Linked DNA regions of Homo sapiens: all the other regions are linked to region 2. The links are chromatin contacts, found by Hi-C or POLR2A ChIA-PET in ENCODE. All regions are on one chromosome and are shown on one strand. The core of a region is the stretch at or near the end of the contact, and the rest is flanking DNA. Distances in the headings are between cores, read along the strand shown. Region 1 holds the start of CDC42EP3 (CDC42 effector protein 3). Region 2 has its middle 46 kb from the start of QPCT. Region 3 overlaps PIRAT1 (PU.1 (SPI1) induced regulator of S100A8 and S100A9 alarmin transcription 1).

Evidence for each region. A loop is a pair of places that touch in the nucleus more often than their neighbours do. ChIA-PET counts read pairs that join two places held with the same protein, here RNA polymerase II (POLR2A). Pooled maps may share reads with other maps.
Region 1: a loop to region 2 is called in a map of OCI-LY7, with 3 times the contacts of the local background. The contact joins the promoter of CDC42EP3 here to the enhancer-like site in region 2. A Hi-C loop is called at or near these places in 6 of 168 maps with a recorded cell type or tissue (OCI-LY7, Ramos, naive thymus-derived CD4-positive, alpha-beta T cell and 2 more), 5 of 37 single-sample maps with no recorded cell type and 12 of 50 pooled maps. POLR2A ChIA-PET finds 5 or more read pairs at or near these places in 5 of 52 experiments (OCI-LY7, RWPE1, SK-N-SH and 2 more).
Region 3: a pooled map shows a loop between it and region 2 (5-fold over the local background). The contact joins two enhancer-like sites. A Hi-C loop is called at or near these places in 1 of 168 maps with a recorded cell type or tissue (HL-60/S4), 6 of 37 single-sample maps with no recorded cell type and 9 of 50 pooled maps. POLR2A ChIA-PET finds 5 or more read pairs at or near these places in 2 of 52 experiments (B cell and activated CD4-positive, alpha-beta memory T cell).

Annotation. Positions count from the first base shown.
Region 1 is chr2:37,670,210-37,672,909 of GRCh38, forward strand. It overlaps CDC42EP3 (CDC42 effector protein 3), which reads right to left and starts at 1,433. Exons shown (of 2, transcript NM_006449.5): 1 at 1,217-1,433. RefSeq lists silencers at 1,222-1,711, 1,882-1,941, 1,952-2,021, 2,242-2,411.
Region 2 is chr2:37,389,115-37,392,157 of GRCh38, forward strand. No RefSeq gene overlaps it. Among named protein-coding and RNA genes, the nearest start is that of QPCT, 46 kb to the left of the region's middle. RefSeq lists an enhancer at 990-1,179. Within about 2 kb of position 1,462, at least 15 of the 41 ENCODE cell types and tissues checked have a DNase peak (open chromatin) inside an H3K27ac peak, as active enhancers do; they include B cell and OCI-LY7, where a contact is called at or near this core.
Region 3 is chr2:37,850,756-37,853,455 of GRCh38, forward strand. All of the region lies in intron 2 of PIRAT1 (PU.1 (SPI1) induced regulator of S100A8 and S100A9 alarmin transcription 1), which reads right to left. Among named protein-coding and RNA genes, the nearest start is that of PIRAT1, 24 kb to the right of the region's middle. Within about 2 kb of position 1,261, at least 6 of the 41 ENCODE cell types and tissues checked have a DNase peak (open chromatin) inside an H3K27ac peak, as active enhancers do; they include B cell, where a contact is called at or near this core.

The DNA.
Region 1 (2,700 bases), core at 183-2,682, 280 kb after region 2:
TGGCTTTGCTATTAAAATACAGACATCTGCTGCTCTCCTAATTTTTGTTCCTTTTAAAAGGCAGTACTCCCAAGAAACTCTTGGATATTGTGAGAATTAAGAGCTGGGAGATGGGGATGGAATCTTTGTCTCCCTAACACATTCATCAGTTCCCTCCCTAGAGCCCCCCTACAACCTCAGCACACAGCAGCAGCCCACTCCTCCAAATACGCCAGGGCTGGAAAGATTCATGTTGCAATACCCTCCTGACATTCCTCATTTTAATTCGCTCACTTTTTTTTTTTTTTTTTTTAAACAAAATGTAATTACTTGACTGTCAGCCTAGGCTGCACTCTGGGGCTTTTACTCCTTTCAACACAGCTGCGCTCCCGGCTTTGATGCTGCTGTCCACGCAGCTTGTCCCAGCCACAGCCTGGCTCTCAGTAATGTAACATTCAAGTGCATATTTATTTTTAAACTGACCTCTCCTAGACTGCACAGTATAAAGGAGATCCTGCCCAAAAATATGCTACTTTCTATTTATAAGATGAAACACATGCCTCCCAAAGTCGAGAGAGGGATAGAGTATAATAATTCATAACGAAAAAATGGCCAGATCCATTCATCCTCACATGTCTGATACTTGTCTGTGTCAAGCCACTTAGTTTCAAGGAGAAAGGGAAGAAAACAAAAAACAAAAAACCTTGTAAACGTCTCAGCTGTTCACCGTCAAAAAACAAAAAAGTCAATATCCAGATCTGCAGGTTGGCGCCCCACTAACAATGTCCTCCATTAAGAAAGAGGAGGGCACCGGGCAGGCGATGCCACGGCAGAGCTGTGCGATGCACCCATGTGCGGCCCTGGTACCAATCCATGATGCGAGGGGCGCGGTAGCCAAGCGCGGCTTGTTCTCAGATGGAAAAATGCTATACGCGCCCAGAATGGCTCTGCCAATAGCTCGGAGGGTGCAATGTGGCCGCGCAGCCCCACCCTGAAAAGTAGTGGGCACAAATGGTGGAGCTCTGAGTCCTGGTCGTGCCGCCGGACCCCCTCCTGGCTTGCTTTATGTCCCCTTCGTTCCGTTGGACACTAGATGGGAAAGCGATGCCCTGGGTATCCCGACTCCCTGCTGGTTTCCCAGCCTAACACCAGCGCACGCCGGAAGCGGCCACGGCCGCGGGCGGGACAGACTCACAGACAGGTAGAGAGGAAGGAGCCCTGGGCTGCCCCGACTCACCGGCCGCCGCTGAGGATCCCAGCCGCTGCCCCGGGCCTCCCGCGGGCGCACGCAATCCCTGCCGCTGTGCGCAGATCCAGCCGAGTCTGCCGGCGTGGTGCCTGCTCACCGCATTATCCGCTCCGAGACGGCGTGAAGGCGCCCCAGGCCGGTGGCCGGGTCTCCGGGCTAGCCCCGCGCTGCGGTCCCCCGGCCGCGAGAGAAGGTGCGCGCGACTGAGCGCGGGGCGGCCGGACGCGAGGACTGAACCTGCGGAGGGCGGGGCGGCGCGGGGCGGGGCCGGCGGCGCGGGGACTCACTGGGGCGGGGCGGAGGGCGCGGGCAGCGGGGCCGACCCTCCCAGCCGCGGTACCTGTGCCCTGGCCCGGGGCCAACCGGTGGCCGGGCGCGCGCGCGGGGGGGGGTCACCGTTGGACCCTCGGAGGACAATGGGCGCCCATTGTTACCTCCCCAGCGCCACCCCCCAGTAGGCGACTTCTCTCGGAGAAGATGCCGCTTTCGACTCCCTAAGCACAAAGAAAGGTCGCCGGACGCTCGGTTTAAAGAGGGACCCGGAGGTGCTGCCGCCCGGGTGCACGGGGACAATAGGACTCCGCCCGCACCCCGGACTCCCGCACTAAAACTCGTGCGCCCACCTCTCCCGATCCCAACAGGCCGACCTAGCTGTGCGAGTGGCGGGCGGTGACCCGCAGGGAAGCGAGGCCACCTGAGTGCGCCGCCCCGGCCAGGCCGCAGCTCCCCAGGTCCCTCTCAGCCCGGGCTCCGGTGGGCGCGGAGGGGGAGGGTCGCGTTCTGTCAGTTTCTAGCTCGCTCCCCTCAGAGCTGCAGCCAAAACCCGGAGAGTGGAATAAGCGCCCTGAAGATGCCGGAGCTCCCGGCTGAGCAACTGGACACGCGACGAACAGCAGACGCTACAGGTTCTCCTACCCAGAGGGAGGCGTTTCTTCTCCCTCAGGGTCTTTCAAAAGGATTTGCCTAAAGCTGGGGCAAGCCGGTGGCGGCTGCCCCAGACGCGCGACGAGGCGCAAGTGGCGCAGCTGCCGGCCCGAGAGAGTAAAATTCAGGCCGCGGTGGCACCTGCGCCCGCCGGTCACCCGGCCACCGCCAGCGCCGCCGCCCGGCGCGCCCCTCCCCTCCGCCGGGGCCGGAGCGTGAACCGGGTTAATGAATGCTAATTTTCTTAATCGGCCTCCGTCTCTTCCTCCTCCGCGAGTCGTCGGCCTGGGGAAGGAGTAGGCGACAGGAAAGGGCGGTGTTTTCCGGCTGGGAGGTCCCAGCCCGCATGGTCAGCCAGGGGAGGGGGCTGGGACCCCTGGGAGTCGGACGCTGGGGGCCTGGCCTCTGCCCTGAGACTCTCGGGTTGGATGGAAATCCTGGCACAACGCGGAGAACCTCCCGGATACCTTGGCTTTGCCGAGAGATATCAGCTTCAGGTCATCACCGCGGTGCCCTGGGTCTGTCTGAAACCTTAGAGGGTGCGCCTT
Region 2 (3,043 bases), core at 212-2,711:
TATCCAGAATAGGTCCTTCCCTGTATATTTCTATCTCAGCACTCTACTCATTTCTTTCTTTTTTCTTATCACAACTTGTCATTACAATATTGTTTTACTATGGGTGGGGGGCAGCCTGTTTTCATGATCAAATTGTAGGTTTCATGAGGGCAAGGACTATGTCTATGTTTTTCATCATTGTATTCCCAGCAACTTGGAGATATTTGTGTGTGTCAGAGGTTTAATACATACTTGGTGATTAAACAAATATTCAAGAACTGATCCAGCTTCTATTTCTCTGGCTTCAGGACTTGCCTCAAATGTCCCTTTATCACAGGCCTTCTCCAACTACCCTATATAAAATGTAACAGTGTATCTCCTGGCTTTTACTCTTGATTGTGGTGAGAGATTTGGTATCCTTGGTCTGGGCCTTTTGTGTTCTCTAAGAACCTGGTTTGCCCTCTGCCTCTTGGCTCTACTGGCTGCCATGAGCATCTACACCTCCCAGCTCCAGCTCTCAGGGCCCCTGTCCTCATTCAAGGCCTGCCCTGCTTCATCCTGGAGGAGATGGGGCAAACTCAGATACAGAGAGCTTTAGCAACTTGTTCAAGTTTATACAATAATGAAGATTGGGCCAGAAGTCAGGTTTTGGGATTTGCACCCAGTCTCATGCCTTTTCACTCTATTATGCTAATCCTGTATCTCTGTTTCAAATCGAAGTGACTCATTTTGAGTTTTCAGATGAACACTCCAAGTATTATGGAGTACCTGGTTATTTGAAGTAAAAAAAAAAAACAAAAAACCAAGAATTGAAGCTTCTAGCTAGACAAACAAAGCTTGAAGCACCAGACAGCTATTGAAGACCAAATCTACCCACAGGGCTGGAATTAGGCACCGAGGGAACAGATGCAGGGAGAGATCCAAGCTCACAGCCAGGAGCCAGATGCTGGGTGTAAGCTGTCTGTGCCTGTCCTCCTTTCCCAAGGCCCGCCAAAGGGAGGCTCTGAGCTTCAGAGTGGGGATCTAGACTTCAGTTGCCAGTAGGTTCTGAAAGTGCTGCCCTCAGGGAAATGGTGACTTAGAAACAGAACTGCAACAAGTTTCAGTTGAACTCCAGGGAATTCCCTAGGTATGCCTCTTGCCTCCTCCTCATCTCTCTCCTTCAAAAGAAGGACATTTGAGGAAGTCCCAGGGAAGAGAGATGAGAAATATGGTTATGAAATAAAGAGAAATGAAGAACCACAGTATGGAGTACTTTTCTGCATTGGGTAGGATTTGTGGGTGAGACAGAGAATTGGGTGGAGGGCAGAAGGCCAGAAGGAGTAGGCAGAGGAAGGAGGGGGTGTTGAACCTCCTTCAGGCATCGAGCGAGAAACCTGACCTCGGAATAGTCACACTTGATCTCCTTTTGGCTTCTGTGTACCAGCAAAGCCTTTAGGTTTAGTCTGTTTCCTCTGTGGCAGAAAAGGAAGCCCAAGACAATTTGCATAGGCAGCTCTCAAGCAAAGCCTCCCTCAAAGAGTTTCTGACTCATCCCCATGACTTCCTCCCCCATCTGTCAACAGGGGAAACTCCAGGTGGGAGGTTACATTTCCTGCCTCCCTGTTATGGACTAGTTTCCTTCCTGGGAGGTGAGGCAGAAGTGGAGGGGACTTTCTCCCTCCTCATCATCCCATGCCTTCTCTCTTCTCCCGGTTCCTCTCTATCAAACTCTATGTTCCCATTTTGAGCTGAGAATAAGGAACAGCAGAGTTGATTAGAAACATTTTAAAATCAAGTGATTAAACTCTGATAATGGCAGAATTTCAAACATGAGTCAGTATGTAAATCCAATTGTAAAGATGAAGCTTTGAAGATATTTCTGTGTTCTCAGAACCTCAGAAGTTAATTCCTAGACATTGCTTCCTCCTAAGGGCAACTTCAGCACATGGTCCACAAGGATATAGGGCAGGATCCTCATAGAGGTAGTGGGCTACATGTCTCAAGTTGTAGGATGCTCTGGGTCCTCAAGTCTATCTATCCTCTTCCTCGAGTTCTGCACATCATCTTCTACATGCTGCTGGGCTCCTGAAAGCAGCACAACACCCTGACGGGGAGCTTGTTTGAGCATTCATTCTTTCTGTGTTTTGATAGTGTTAGGTAGGCCACCATCTGTGGGTTCTGTTTAGATCCACAGTTCTTCCTCTGGACATGGGATGTATCAAAGCAGGAAAGAGGCTGCCCATCTGAGCTTTTCATGATGTCGCGGCTGTGGCTCTGGCTGTTACCAGAGCTATACAGGAAACCCAGGGAGAGGGCTTGAAATGGTTGGGCATCAGGTATAAAGAAAAAAGCACTCAGAAGTATGGAATTTGTTTACATTGGTTCAGGGAACCAAAGAAGATTCGAGAATAGAATGTTCTGTCCTGTGTGCCCACTGAAATTAGAATTGTATGGGATTTTCCTCCAACACCCTGGTGGCTATTTTCCAGTGTCTTTTGCTGATTCCTCTTCATCTTCAGACTTGTCAAGTTTGAAAGGCTCTAAGACTCAGTTCTTGTTCCTCTTCATTTCTCCATCTCAGTCCATTGTTGACCTCATCCAGCTTCAAGTCTTTAAATACCATGTATATGTTGGCAACTCCTGGAGCTCTCAAATGTTTTCTAGACTTGTATGTACAACGGCCTACTGAACAGTTCTACTTGAAGGTCAGATTCAGCAAGTTCCCACTGAACTCCTGGTCTCCTCCCCACAAATCTGCTTCAGACATTGTTGGATGGCAGTAGCTCCAACCTTCCTGTAGCCCAAAACATAGGAGTCATTCTTTTTATTGAGACATAATCTCGCTCTGTTGCTCAGGCTGGAGTGCAGTGGTGCAATCACGGCTCACTGCAACCTCCGCTCCCTGGATTCAAGCAATTCTCCTGTCTCAGCCTCCCTAGTAGTTGGGATTACAGGGGTGTGCCACCAAGCCCGGCTAATTTTTGTATGCTTCGTAGAGACAGGGTTTTGCCATGTTGGCGAGGCTGGTATCGAACTTCTGACCTCAAGTGATCCACCCACCTCGGCCTCCCAAAGTCCTGGG
Region 3 (2,700 bases), core at 11-2,510, 460 kb after region 2:
TATTTGATGCACTGAGATACCTTTTTATTTATTTTATTTTATTTTTTATTTATTTATTTAATTTTTGAGACAGAGTCTTGCTCTGTTGCCCAGGCTGGAGTGCAGTGGCGCAATCTTAGCTCACTGCAATCGCCGCCTCCTGGGTTCAAGCAATTCTCCTGCCTCAGCATTCCAAGTAGCTGGATTACAGGCAACTGCCACCACGTCTGGCTAATTTTTGTATTTTTATTAGAGATGGGGTTCCACCATGTTGGCCAGGCTTGTCTTCAGCTCCTGACCTAAAATGACCCACCCCCCTCGGCCTCCCAAAGTGCTGGGATTACAGGCGTGAGCCACTGCGCCTGAGATACTGTTAAAACTCAGTTTTACATTTTCCCCTCCAGCTAGTGTGTCTAAGGTAGACACTGGTCAAAACTGTTGATATTCATTATTTGGAAATATAAAAGCAGTCGGTGCTTGTCTTTTCCTGATGTGGCGCATTTCTCAACCAAGCCTGCCTGTTATACTCTCTGTACAACCCTGGCCAAATTCTTTAACCTCCTGAACTGCCTTCCTATTCTGAAGATCAACCCATCTCACAGCACTGCAGGTTAAGAAAGCTCCTGCACAAAACCCTTAAATGTTAGTTCCCTGGCACCGAGAAGTAGGTGGGAAGTTGGCTTAGCCAGAGAAGTAGTAAATTATCTATTCTACCCTTTTGTAGACATTAACTACATTGCTAGAGAAAGAGAACATGCCCTCTTGTTCTTTTTCCTCCTACCGGTCACAGCTTAAATGTCACTTTCTCAGGGAGGTCTGTCTTGGCCACCCTACCCAAAGAAGGTGGTGTCCTGTTTTATTCTTTAGTACATTTCCTGTTATTTCCTCCGCAGTCCTAATCAGGACGTGAGCTTAGTAATTAACTTACTTGTCAAGTTGTTTCTTATCTCCATGCTGCCCCTGTTACATTACCCGAGGTCAGGCCCCTCTCTGTTTTCTCCCTCTTGTATTTCCAGTGCCTTTAAATTTGTACCACTTAAATGTGGTAAATCTTGTTCCTGAAGGTTCCAGGGCCTTGACTTGCATGTTCTTTTCCCTTATTTAAAGAATCTGAAATAAATTATCTACTTAGTTTGGTCCTTCCTGTGGCTGTTTGCTTGCTTTGGCAGAGTGAAAGTGAAATGTATTTTAATTTTTTTTTAACTTTACAGAAGCCATTAATATAAACCACAGAAATGGTGAGTTTCAATACCTGAAGTTCTGTGAATAATTACTGGGTGGAGCTATTCACACAGGCAATTTTCTGCTTTCCCCATGAGATAAAACCCCAAAAATGTGTTACTATAGCAGCCTGTTTCCTTACTGAGACAGAAACAAAGCAACCTATGAATTAACGTCAACCATTCCCCTGTACTGTGTATCCTCCCAGTTCTTAGTCTCAATGTGCCAGCAGATACACCAAATGTTGGGTTAGTGAAATGTCTGACACCTACACATGTGGAATAAAACGTGCATGTACACAAACTATAATTTAGCAGTATCAGTAGTAACTGCAAACTGAAAAAACAAAAAGGAAGTTGCATTTAAACATAGTGGTGGGCAGTCACCTCAACAGCATTGGGAAAGGGCTGTGCCCTAATTTGGGAAAATTTTCTCATTTTCCTGTTGACTTTGGCCCAGCAAAACGAATGGATTCCATTGGGATGCTCCCTGGTGAAAATCCTACCATCCTGAGCAAATTCAATGGCCAGCTCATGTCCAGTTCCTGTCATTAGTCAGGTTTCACATGAACAAGTGTGGTTTTCCAGAGCTAAGTACTTTCCACAGACAAAGCACCATAAAGCCACTTCTGTGACAGTGAAGTGAAGGCAGTGACATGTGGAACCCTTGTGGAATCTAGAGAAAGGGCTCAGAAAGCCCCCTATGCACCCATGGCTGGGCTCCCAAGAGGCCCCATCTAGTCCAAGATGGTTTCTCAGAAGCACTGAATCCAGAAGGCCATTTAGTAAGCAAAGTCATTTCTCATGGCATTGGTCCCTTTAGAAGCATCCTCCAGGTATGTCCAATGGGAGAGGACATGGTGGGACTGACTTAGAGAGACCCAAGTAGAAACTGCCTTTGGGCGGGGTCCAGTGGCTCCAGCCTGTAATCCCAACACTTTGGGAGGCCAAGGTGGGAGGATCACTTAGGCCCAAGAGTTCAAGGCCAGCCTGGCCAACATAGTGAGAACTTGTCTCTACAAAAATTTTTTTAAAAAGTTAGCCAGGTGTGGTGGCACATGTCTGTGACCCCAGCCACTCAGGAGGCTGAGGCAGGAGGATCGCTTGAGCCCAGGAGGTCGAGGCTACAGTGATCTGAGATCATGCCACTGCCCTTCAGCCTGGGTGACAGAGCGAGACCTCCATCTCTAAAACGCAAACAAACAGACAAACAAAAAACCCAAACCTGCCTCTGAAGAGCAGATCTTTGCTCCTCAAAGTGAGCCAGGACCCACAGCATTACATTTCTGATGCAAAGCCGCAGGCCCACGCCAGACCTGCCGACTGAGAAACTGCATGTTCACAAAAACCCACAAGAGTCATGAGCCTAGTGAAAGATGAGGCACACTTGCTGATTTTGTAGATGCTCAAAATAAACTTTGTAGAAAAATAGGCCTGGCAAATATGAGCTCATGGAGGAGAGGAATGGTGCTTTACTCTTTTTTTTTTTTTTTTTTTTGAG